2 separate regions of the Homo sapiens genome follow, and region 1 is linked to region 2. A link is an interaction called in ENCODE POLR2A ChIA-PET data of the cell type or tissue named here. Cell type or tissue: GM12878. All regions are shown on one strand.

Evidence for each region. Peaks named below come from ENCODE experiments on the same cell type or tissue, not always from the same donor. Only the 100,000 strongest peaks of a DNase experiment are listed, where the experiment ranks them.
Region 1: POLR2A ChIA-PET joins it to region 2 with 5 read pairs; 6 of 35 experiments call an interaction of 5 or more read pairs at or near these places.

What each region holds. Positions count from the first base shown.
Region 1 is chr17:5,297,417-5,302,416 of GRCh38, reverse strand. The region is part of intron 1 of RABEP1 (rabaptin, RAB GTPase binding effector protein 1); the gene reads right to left. Among named protein-coding and RNA genes, the nearest start is that of RABEP1, 18 kb to the right of the region's middle. RefSeq lists a silencer at 2,887-2,936. In GM12878, a CTCF peak has its summit at 4,996; a DNase peak (open chromatin) is centred at 2,812; H3K27ac peaks cover 1,242 bases.
Region 2 is chr17:5,370,801-5,375,800 of GRCh38, reverse strand. RABEP1 (rabaptin, RAB GTPase binding effector protein 1) reads right to left here. Exons shown (of 18, transcript NM_004703.6): 13 at 2,347-2,487. Among named protein-coding and RNA genes, the nearest start is that of NUP88, 46 kb to the left of the region's middle. In GM12878, no CTCF peak of the experiment used is centred here; a DNase peak (open chromatin) is centred at 2,440.

The sequences.
Region 1 (5,000 bases), 73 kb after region 2:
AAACAAAAATTAGTTGGGCATGGTGGCGGACGCCTGTAGTCCCAGCTACTCGGGAGGCTGAGGCTTGAGAATTGCTTGAACTGGGGAGGACAAGGCTGCAGTGAGCTGAGATCGCACAACTGCCCTCCAGCCTGGGCAACAGAGCAAGACTCCATCTCAAAAAAAAAAAAAATGTTTTCAGTAACATTCCCCTAAATCTGCTCCCTTAGAGATTTTGGTTCTGCTCTCCAGAATGAGAGCAGATTTTCTAGTATCTGAAATTTCACACCCACCGTTTTCTTCTCCAGATTTCTCCTAATCATGATTTCTAAATGCTTCATTATCCAAGTTGCTCACCCTTCAAACTAAACTTAGTCAAAGTTCCACATAAAATATGACAGTCTGATCTAAACACAAAACCAGCATAGAGTCTAATAGAAATATCTCCTTTCTTCAGAGGACCATACCCTTAACAATGTATGGTAAATCTACTCTAGCTTTTTTGCCACAACCCCATACTGTTATTGTTATCCCATAAGATTAATGTAATCCAACACTGTCCTTAAACCCTTCCCACTTGAACTGCTATTAAACCAAGGCTCCTCTTACAACCTGAAGCTAGTGCAGTTTTAACCATGGCGCAGGTGGTTGATTTTTTTTTTTTTTAAACAAAGTTATTGGTTAGGCCTAAGAGACCCTTGGTATATCACCTGAAATCTTGGTGGAGGTTGATATTGATTTATTACTCTAAGTTTGGTATGCAGACTGTTACTGGTCTAAGAATGAGATAAGGAGTTTGTGCCACAACGTAAAATAAACTAAGACACTAAGCACATTGCTTAGTTCTACTGACATTTTTCAATGAAGAAAGCAGTACATGGATTTATATTCTGGTTCAGGTTCCTTGTGCCCTAGAAGACCATTAAAAACAGTTTGTGGACAGGTTACTTTCAGTAGTACTGCTATAGTTGACAACTGCCATATCCATGGCTGTCTATCAATCCTTTGCATAGTCTTCTTACATTTAAAGAAATTTCCATTTTATGAGTTTCAGCTTCCCAAAATAGAAGTCAAATACAAATCCCCAATCTCCCTTAAAACCAGAATGCAGGCATGTGACCCAGCCTCCTCCAATCAAACACACTCAAATGCAACTTCAATTCAGAATAGAGCAGTGTAAAGAAACGAGGTTCCATTCTCATTGCTGTAAGACTTTTAGTCGTGTCCCAGTGGTATAGGTCTAGCTCCTGAATCAGAAATGGTATCAGTCCAAGCAGCAGAGACAACAGCATTAAAGTGAATTTCTATAGGCCAGCAGCACCAGAGGCAAGTTTCCTGTAAGGTCAGTTCTAGAGCAGCTTTTGGGTATTCCTTAAAGTTTAGCATAAAGGAGTGATTCTCCAAGTGTAGCTCTGGGACCACAACATCACCATCACCTGGAAACTTGTGAGAAGTTCTCAGGCCCCATCCCAGGCTTCCCGGAATCAGAAATTCTGGAGATGGGGCCCGGTAACATGCTTAACAAGCCCTTTTAGATGCAGGCTAAAGTTTGAGAATCATCTAGAATCTCTCTCCCTTGCCCTCCCAATGACTCTGTAAGCAACTTCATATCTTCTCAAAAATACCTTTTCTGCTTAGACCAGACAGGACAAATTGTTTTGTTTGCAACCAAGAAGCTTGGGCAAAACATACTGTCACTCCCACTACCATACTCTTAAAGACTGCTCATAGGGTGCTAAGCAATGATTAAACAATAATAACAAACATCTACAAGGAATTAACAAGAGTTAGAGGGTAGGAAACACTTGAAAAATCTGCTTACGATCAACCTGGCTGATTTCATAACATCATACGGGGATGGGGGAGCACATACTGACTTCCTTCTCAAGAGTACAGTATAGAAAGGTCCCCCCGCTTGCACCCCAAGAAAGAGAGAGAAACTTGACCAATACTACCTCAGTAGGGGTGGTCAAGGCTACACATCACTGATAAGCCATGTATGTAACCTTGATGTGACACAAAGAAAACGATACTTTACCCATGTGCTCTTCCTCCCAAGACGCTATGTCAGTCTAATCATGAGAAAAACATCACACAGATCCCAATTTAGGGACATTCTGCAAAATACCTGACCAGTACTTCTTAAAACTGGCAAGATCATCAAACCAAAGTCACAGAAACTTTCACAGTCTAGAGAAGCCTAAGGAGGCCTGGCAACAAAATGTAATGTAACAGCCTTCAAGCTTAACAGAAATGAAAAACTCATGCACTTGAATGCTTAGCTGGGTAGATTTTCCTTCCCATCTAACTGCATATTATACTCTATAAGACCCAGTCATATCTCCTAATATAACCCTCAGTTTTGCCTGGAGTCCAATCAGAGAGAAAAAGCAGTTTAGAAATGAGTGTAGGCCAGGCACGGTGGCTGATGCCTGTAATCACAGCACTTTGGGAGGCCGAGGTGGGCAGATCATGAGGTCAAGAGATCAAGAGCATCCTGGCACACATGGTGAAACCCCATCTCTACTAAAAATACAAAAATTAGCCGGGCATGGTGGCAGGAGCCTGTAGTCCCAGCTACTCAGGAGGCTGAGGCAGGAGAATCGCTTGAACCCAGGAGGCAGAGGTTGCAGTGAGCCGAGATCACGCCATTGCACTCCAGCCTGGCGACAAGGAGAGACTCTGCCTCCAAAAAAAAAAAAAAAAGAAAAAGAAAAAGAAAAGAAAAAAAGAAAAAGAAATGAGTGCAGAGAGCAGCTTGAATAGCCCTGTAAATGAGAAACAAACCCCAATGACAGCAGAGAGGACTGGGTCACAAGGCAAAAATAAAACCGTGACTAAAAATGAATTCAGAACCACGTAATATAAGGGCAAACAAAACTAACTGAAAACACACTTCAGTGGCCCTAGGGACTCATTAGCTTACCGCTCAGTACCAAAACTAACTTCCATAATACTAAGTCCTCAATAAAAGATTAAATGATGCCCAGTGTTCTCTGTTTAAGGATAATAGTGATAATAGTGATTTAAGTAAAACTGCTTAAAAAAAAAAAAAAAACCTGCTACACACCTAGTACCCAGACTGTGTTCTCTAAATGACATTCCCCACTAAAAGGAACTAGGGATCCTTAGGAAAAAGGACCAATTCCAGGTCCAGGGCAGGAAGTGTACAAGATAAGCCTGGAACATCTTGTCTGTTAAGGTTATATAAAAAGATTTAGGAGTCAATGTAAAGAGGCCACACACTGGCCAAAAATGAGACAGTTTGGGTATCAGTGTGGTAGGCTGAAACTTCCTCCCACCACACCCCCTCCACACACACACAAGTGCGCACGACAACTGGGGAATATGTGAACACAGAATGGATATTTGGTGTTACTGTTAACTGGTTTTAGGTGTTATAATAGCATTGTGGTACGTTTACACATACACTGAAATATTTCCAAATAAAATCACAGATTCCTAGTTTAAAATCCTGGAGGAGGCCGGGCACAGTGGCTCACGCCTGTAATCCCAGCACTTTGAGAGGCTGAGGCGGGCGGATCACGAGGTCAGGAGATCGAGACCATCCTGGCTAACACGGTGAAACCCCATCTCTACTAAAAATACAAAAAATTAGCCGGGCGTGGTGGCGGACGCCTGTAGTCCCAGCTACTCAGAAGGCTGAGGCAGGAGAAAGGCATGAACCCGGGAGGCGGAGGTTACAGTGAGCTGAGATCTCGCTACTGCACTCCAGCCTGGGCGACAGAGCGAGACTCCGTCTCAAAAAAAAAAAAAAAAATCCTGGAGGAGGTGGGAGTTATACGTGAGACTGGCCATACATTAAGAATCATGACACATGGAAGGTGGTGACTCTACATACTAATATTTTTAAGTGTTTAAGAAGCTCCATATGAAGATATAACGAGGCATTATGCACATACACACACAATTCAGAGTGGAGAACTATTCATAAAGAATATCATAATCTCTGGTTATTACCAGTTCCTCTAATATAAACAGTAATTGGTTTAGAATAGTCTTAAGATTTCTATCATTTACAAGAAAAAAGCCTAATGCAACAAAAAACACCTCTTAGAACCATATTTAATTATACCGTAAAACGAATCAAATTCCCTATATATACTCTTCCCTTGATTGTAACATAGAAAATTTTAAAATGTAGATGTAATTCCTTATCTCCCTACACTTGGGTTATAAAAAGGCTACACATTAGCTATAAACTCTACAGTGGGGGTTACTTATCAGAAGAAAAGTTCTTCTAAATAAATAATAAAAACACAGGGTTATATTTTATTTACAAGGAAAGTTGGCTGCATTATTTATGGGCTTTTCCGAAATAGCAAGGTCATACACAGAGAGGGAACAGAATTTTTAATAAATAGCTATCTGCCTACATGTGGATGAAGGAGATTAACTGTATGTCTCAGGAAGGGAACACAAGAACCAAGAGGAAAGAGAAGTCTTAAGGAAAGAACGCTGATGTTAACACTTGGGAGGAAACTCTTGATTAAAGCTACAGAAAATGAAATGTGTAATTGAGCTAACAATCAAGTATCCATTGCCTATTTATCAACTATTATATGAGAAGCCATAGAGCATAACAGCTGAGAGCACAGGCTCTGGAATTAAACTAGGGTTTGAATCCCAGCCCTCCCACTAAGCTGGTTCCTTCTCTCCATCTGTAACAAGGGGGACTAATAATAGGACTATCTTCTAGCTTTGTAGTAAGGATTAAATAATTCACAAATAGCTCTTCATGGAGTATCAGGCAAGTTATTTTATACACTGGCTCATTAAATTTTCAAACCAAACCATAAAATAGGCATTATCACCCCAGTTACAGATGCAGAAACATTCTAAGATTAAGCTAACCTATTGATATACAGCTAGTAAGTAGCAGAGCTGGATTCAAACACTGACCTGCCTGGTTCCAAGGCCTAGCTGGATTTCCCCATGATTACAGGTGTTTAATAGAGGAGATTCATGAGTCACATGAGCAGAAGTTGTAAACGGTGTAA
Region 2 (5,000 bases):
AAAGAGAAAAATCTAACAGGTGGAAGGTGGTAAACAGTGATTTTAAGCTGATAGCAAAAGTAGACAGGTTCCCAAAACCTTTTTTTTTTTAATTGAGACAGGGTCCTCACTCTGTCTCCCAGGCTGGAGGGCAGTGGCGCGATCTCAGCTCACTGCAGCTTTGACCTCCTGGGCTCAGGCGACCCCTCCCACCTCAGCCTCCCAAGTAGTTGTAGCTGGGACTACTACAAGTGTGTGCCACCATCCTTGGCTAATTTTTTTTGTTTGTTTCAGTAGCATCGGGGTTTTGCCATGTTGTCCAGGCTGGTGTTGAACTCCTGACCTCAAGCAATCTGCCTGCCTTGGCCTCCCAAAGTGCTAGGATTGCAGGCCTCAGCCACCATACCCTGCCCCCGATACCTTCTTTTGATGACAGCAGTCACCAATTCAGAAAGGAAAGAAGGCTCTGCCAAGAGTGCCTGTAACATGAGCTGAGACGATAAGAAGTTGGGGAAAGGTGGGAGACAGCAAAGAGCTAATGGCAAGATAGGCAACTGGTTTTTTGTAAATGATGAAATAAACATAAAAAATAACAGTCATGTTAATACATATATAGGAAAAAAGAATGAGGTCCAAATTATAGAGATTGAATCTGTAGGGTATAATTAGGGGAAACTTCTACTTACTAAGATTTCCTTAAAAAGGAAAAAAAAAAAAAAAAAGAAACAGGTATAAAGATTGGATAGGACAGGCACGGTGTCTCATGCCTGCAATCCCAGCACTTTGGGAGGCCGAAGCAGGCTAATCACCTGAGATCAGGAGTTCGAGACCAGCCTGGCCAACATGGCGAAACCGCATCTCTACTAAAAATACAAAAAAAGGCCAGGTGCGGTGGCTGATGCCTGTAATCCCCGCACTTTGGGAGGCCAAGGCGGGCGGATCACGAGGTCAGGAGTTGGAGACCAGCCTAGCCAATGTGGTGAAACCCCATCTCTACTAAAAAATATTTTAAAAAATTTGCCAGGCACAGTGGCACGCGCCTGTTGTCCCAGTACTCAGGAAGCTGAGGCAGGAGAATCACTTGAACCTGGGAGACAGAGGTTGCAGTAAGCCTAGGTTGCGCCACTGCACTCCAGCCTGGGTGACAGAGCAAGACTCCATCTCAAAAAATAAAAATAAAATAAAAAATAATAAAAAAAATAAAAATACAGAAACAAATTAGCCCAGCGTGCTGGCGCACGCCTGTAATCCCAGCTACTCGGGAGGCTGAGGCAGGAGAATCACTTGAACCCAGGAGGCGGAGGTTGCAGTGAGCCAAGATCACACCACTGCACTCCAGCCTAGGGGACAGAATGAAACTGTGTCTCAAAAAATAAAAATTAAAAATTAAGCTTGGATAAAGTTAAGGAGAGAATTATGAATGTCTCTGGGAAACCAGTTTTGTAGCCCAGGTTTACCCAACCACAGAAGAATGTAAGTGACCAAAAGTGCCATCTTTGGCTGGGCATGGTGGCTCACGTGAGGTCAGGAGCTCAAGACCAGCCTGGCAAACATGGTGAAACCCCATCTATACTATAAATGCAAAAAATTAGCTGGGCATGGTGGCAGGCGCTTGTAATCCCAGCTACTGGGGAGGCTGAGGCAGGAGAATCGTTTAAACCTGTGAGGCGGAGGTTGCAGTGAGCAGAGATGATGCCATTGCACTCCAGCCTGGGTGACAGATATTATCTGTCTCAAAAAGAAACAAAAGTGTCATCTTTATGGACAGCATGATGGTGAGTGTGTTATAACTTTTCAAGTACTAGATACAAAAACAAACGTCATAAGCAGCCAGCATGGTAACCCCTTCAAACATTTAATTTCTGGCACACTCTCAATCTGGGCCGACAAAAATAACATAGATCTTCAAAACATTAAGGCTACGTGAAAGAACATGGACACAAAAGACCACATATCGTATGATTCTATTCATAGGAAAGTCCAGAATAGGGAAATCTATAGAGGCAGAAAGGTTAGTAGTTGCTTAAGGCTAGGGGAGGAGGGGGAATAAGGATGGTAGCTAAAGGGCGAAGTGTTACTTTTTCGTGTGTGTGTGTGTGTGTGTGTGTGTGTGTGTGTGTGTGTGTGTTTAGCTGGTGTAGTCGGGTCACAGGGAGTTACTACTTGAGGTGATGAAAATGTTCTAAAATTGATTGTGATGATGGTTGCACACATCTGTGAGTACAGCAAAAACCACTGAATGGTACATTTTAAATGGTTGAATTGGCACGTGAATTATATCTGAATAAAACTGTTTACATAAAGAACATACGGCCATTTCAGAAAACGTACTTGTTGACATTTTTGATCATGTGGAAAGTAAGTTACCTCTGTAGTGTCTGGGAGGATGAAGTCTTCTGCTTGCTGTAATGACACATGCAGGCTGTGCTTTCCCTGGAGACTGTCATTATCTTTCTGTAACCTCACCAGCTCTTCTGAAACCTGTTCCCGTGACTGCATCAGCACCGCCTAAAATAGAAGTAGATACTAATCACAGCCAGAAAGGTAGATCCGGTCTGGTGATAGCTACACCAGAGAAAAACAAGTCCAAACTAAAGGAGTGCTGAGGATGGACGGGGTATGGTGAAGTTCTGCTAGACTTAGAAAAAGCTGCACAGAGATTTTCTGGTTTACAGCATATATTCAACAAGGGACAGGCAATGAAGCAAGTATCTGAGGCTCATTCTCCACTGTTTCTACAAACCGCTTAAAAATTCTATCTTTTGGTTGGGTGTGGTGGCTCACGCCTGTAATCCCAACACTTTGGGAGGCTGAGGTGGGTGGATTGCCTGAGCTCAGGAGTTTGAGACCAGCCTGGGCAAAACAGTGAAACCCTGTCTCTACTAAAATGCAGAAAGTTAGCTGGGTACAGCGGGGTGCCTGTAATCCCAGCAACTAGGGAGGGAGGCTGAGGCCGGAGAATCGCTTGAACCCAGGAGGCGGAGGTTGCAGTGAGCCGAGATTGCACCGTTGCGCCCATCCTGGGCCACAGAGCAAGACTCCATCTCAAAAAAAAAAAAAAATTAATATTTTCCCTCCATATCCCTGTACTACAGAAGGACCAGGATCTCTAGTTCAATGGAAGTGGCTGACACCATCAAGACCTATATCAGACAGAGCATGTACTCTAAGACAACTCCCATTTCCCCATGGCGTGCACTGGACAGAAAGGAGGGAGAAACAGAGTAGTGTCTTCATTTCCTATTATGTATACCTCTGTTTAGGCTCGGAATCACTGTGAATGGCCCAGCAGGCCCAGATACTGGAAGTCATCAAGAGCATCTAAGCTCAGGAATCACAGAGCACTTGAGAAGCTTATTCTTTTTTTTCTTTTGAGACAGTCTCGCTCTGTAGCCCAGGCTGGAATGCAGTGGTGTGATCTCGGCTCACTGCAACCTCCACCTCCCGAGTCCCGGTTCAAGTGATTCTCCTGCCTCAGCCTCCCAAGTAGCTGGGACTACAGGCACGCACCACCACGCCCAGCTCATTTTTTTGTATTTTTAGTAGAGGCAGGGTTTCACTATGTTGGCCAGGCTGGTCTCAATCTCCTGACCTCGTGATCCGCCCACCTCAGCCTCCCAAAGTACTGGGATTACAGGCGTGAGCCACCGCACCCAGCCAGAGAAGCTTATTCTTAAAATGGGACACACTCCCACTTCTGCTTGTTGATGTGTAAAACAATTTTAGGTATTTCATATTATTTGTATCAATATAAAAGTTATCCACCAAATCCGAGTATCAGATAAAGCTCTACAAAAGCACGTGACTCCTGCTAATCTGTAGTACTAAAGTCACTTACCTTAAGGGCACACATACATGTAGATGATGCTCTCATACGATGTTTATTGTGCAGCTACTACTCTATGCCACGTGTTTTGCTGCCCACAGGAAATACAGAGATAAAAGACAAAGACTTTGCCCTGGAGAAGCTCATGGTCCAATAGAGGAGAAAGACAAGTAAACCAAAAACTACTCTACAATACCATAAACTGCTATGACAGAGATTGGGTACTGCAGTGATAAAAGGACAAAGGGGTACCTAATTTGGGGCAGGAAATTGGGAAGAGGGTTAAAGAACACTTCCCAGAGGAGGCGATGACTGAGCTGCATTCTGAAGGACAAACAGGCCTAAGACAGGCAGTCACGGCCATGCATATGCTCTGGCTAAAGCCCACTGGCTCTTATTGTCTTCAGACTAGAATCCACTGTGCTTTATGATCACTGTCACCCATTTACAACAAAATCTTAGTATCCCACCACCTTCTGGATATGAAAGAAGGGAAAAAAGAATATGTATATATTTGCTTGTTTTTGTAAAGAGAAAAACAGAAGGATAAGCCAAAAATAAATTAAAATAATTACGTATAAGAGTGAGTGGAAATGGGGTGAAAAGGACAGGGAATGGAAATGGAGCTGAGTATTTATTTTTATACTTTTGATTATGAACCATGTTACATATTCAAAATATAAATCAAGAAAGAAAAATCAAATCTGAAAATGTAATATAAAGAGAAACAGCCCAGGCGCAGTGGCTCACGCCTGTAATCCCAGCACTTTGGGAGGCCGAGGCGGGTGGATCACGAGGTCAGGAGATCGAGACCATCCTGGCTAACACGGTGAAACCCCGTCTCCACTGAAAAAACAAAAAATTCTCCAGGCGTGGTGGCGGGCGCATGTAGTCCCAGCTACTCCAGAGGCTGAGGCAGGAGAATGGCGTGAGCCCGGGAGGCGGAGCTTGCAGTGAGCCGAGATCGCGCCACTGCACTCCAACCTGGGCGACAGAGCAAGACTCCGTCTCAAAAACAAAAAAAAAAAAAGAGAAACAAATGGAGCTAACTATATATCAAATTCCTAATACAACCACAGAGAGAAAAACTAACATTTGAACACAGTACTTAAACTGTAAACCCTTATCTGAGATACAGTCTAAGGGCAGAACTACAAAGAAATGTTGGCCTTTACTTAGTAGATTTGCTGTTGGT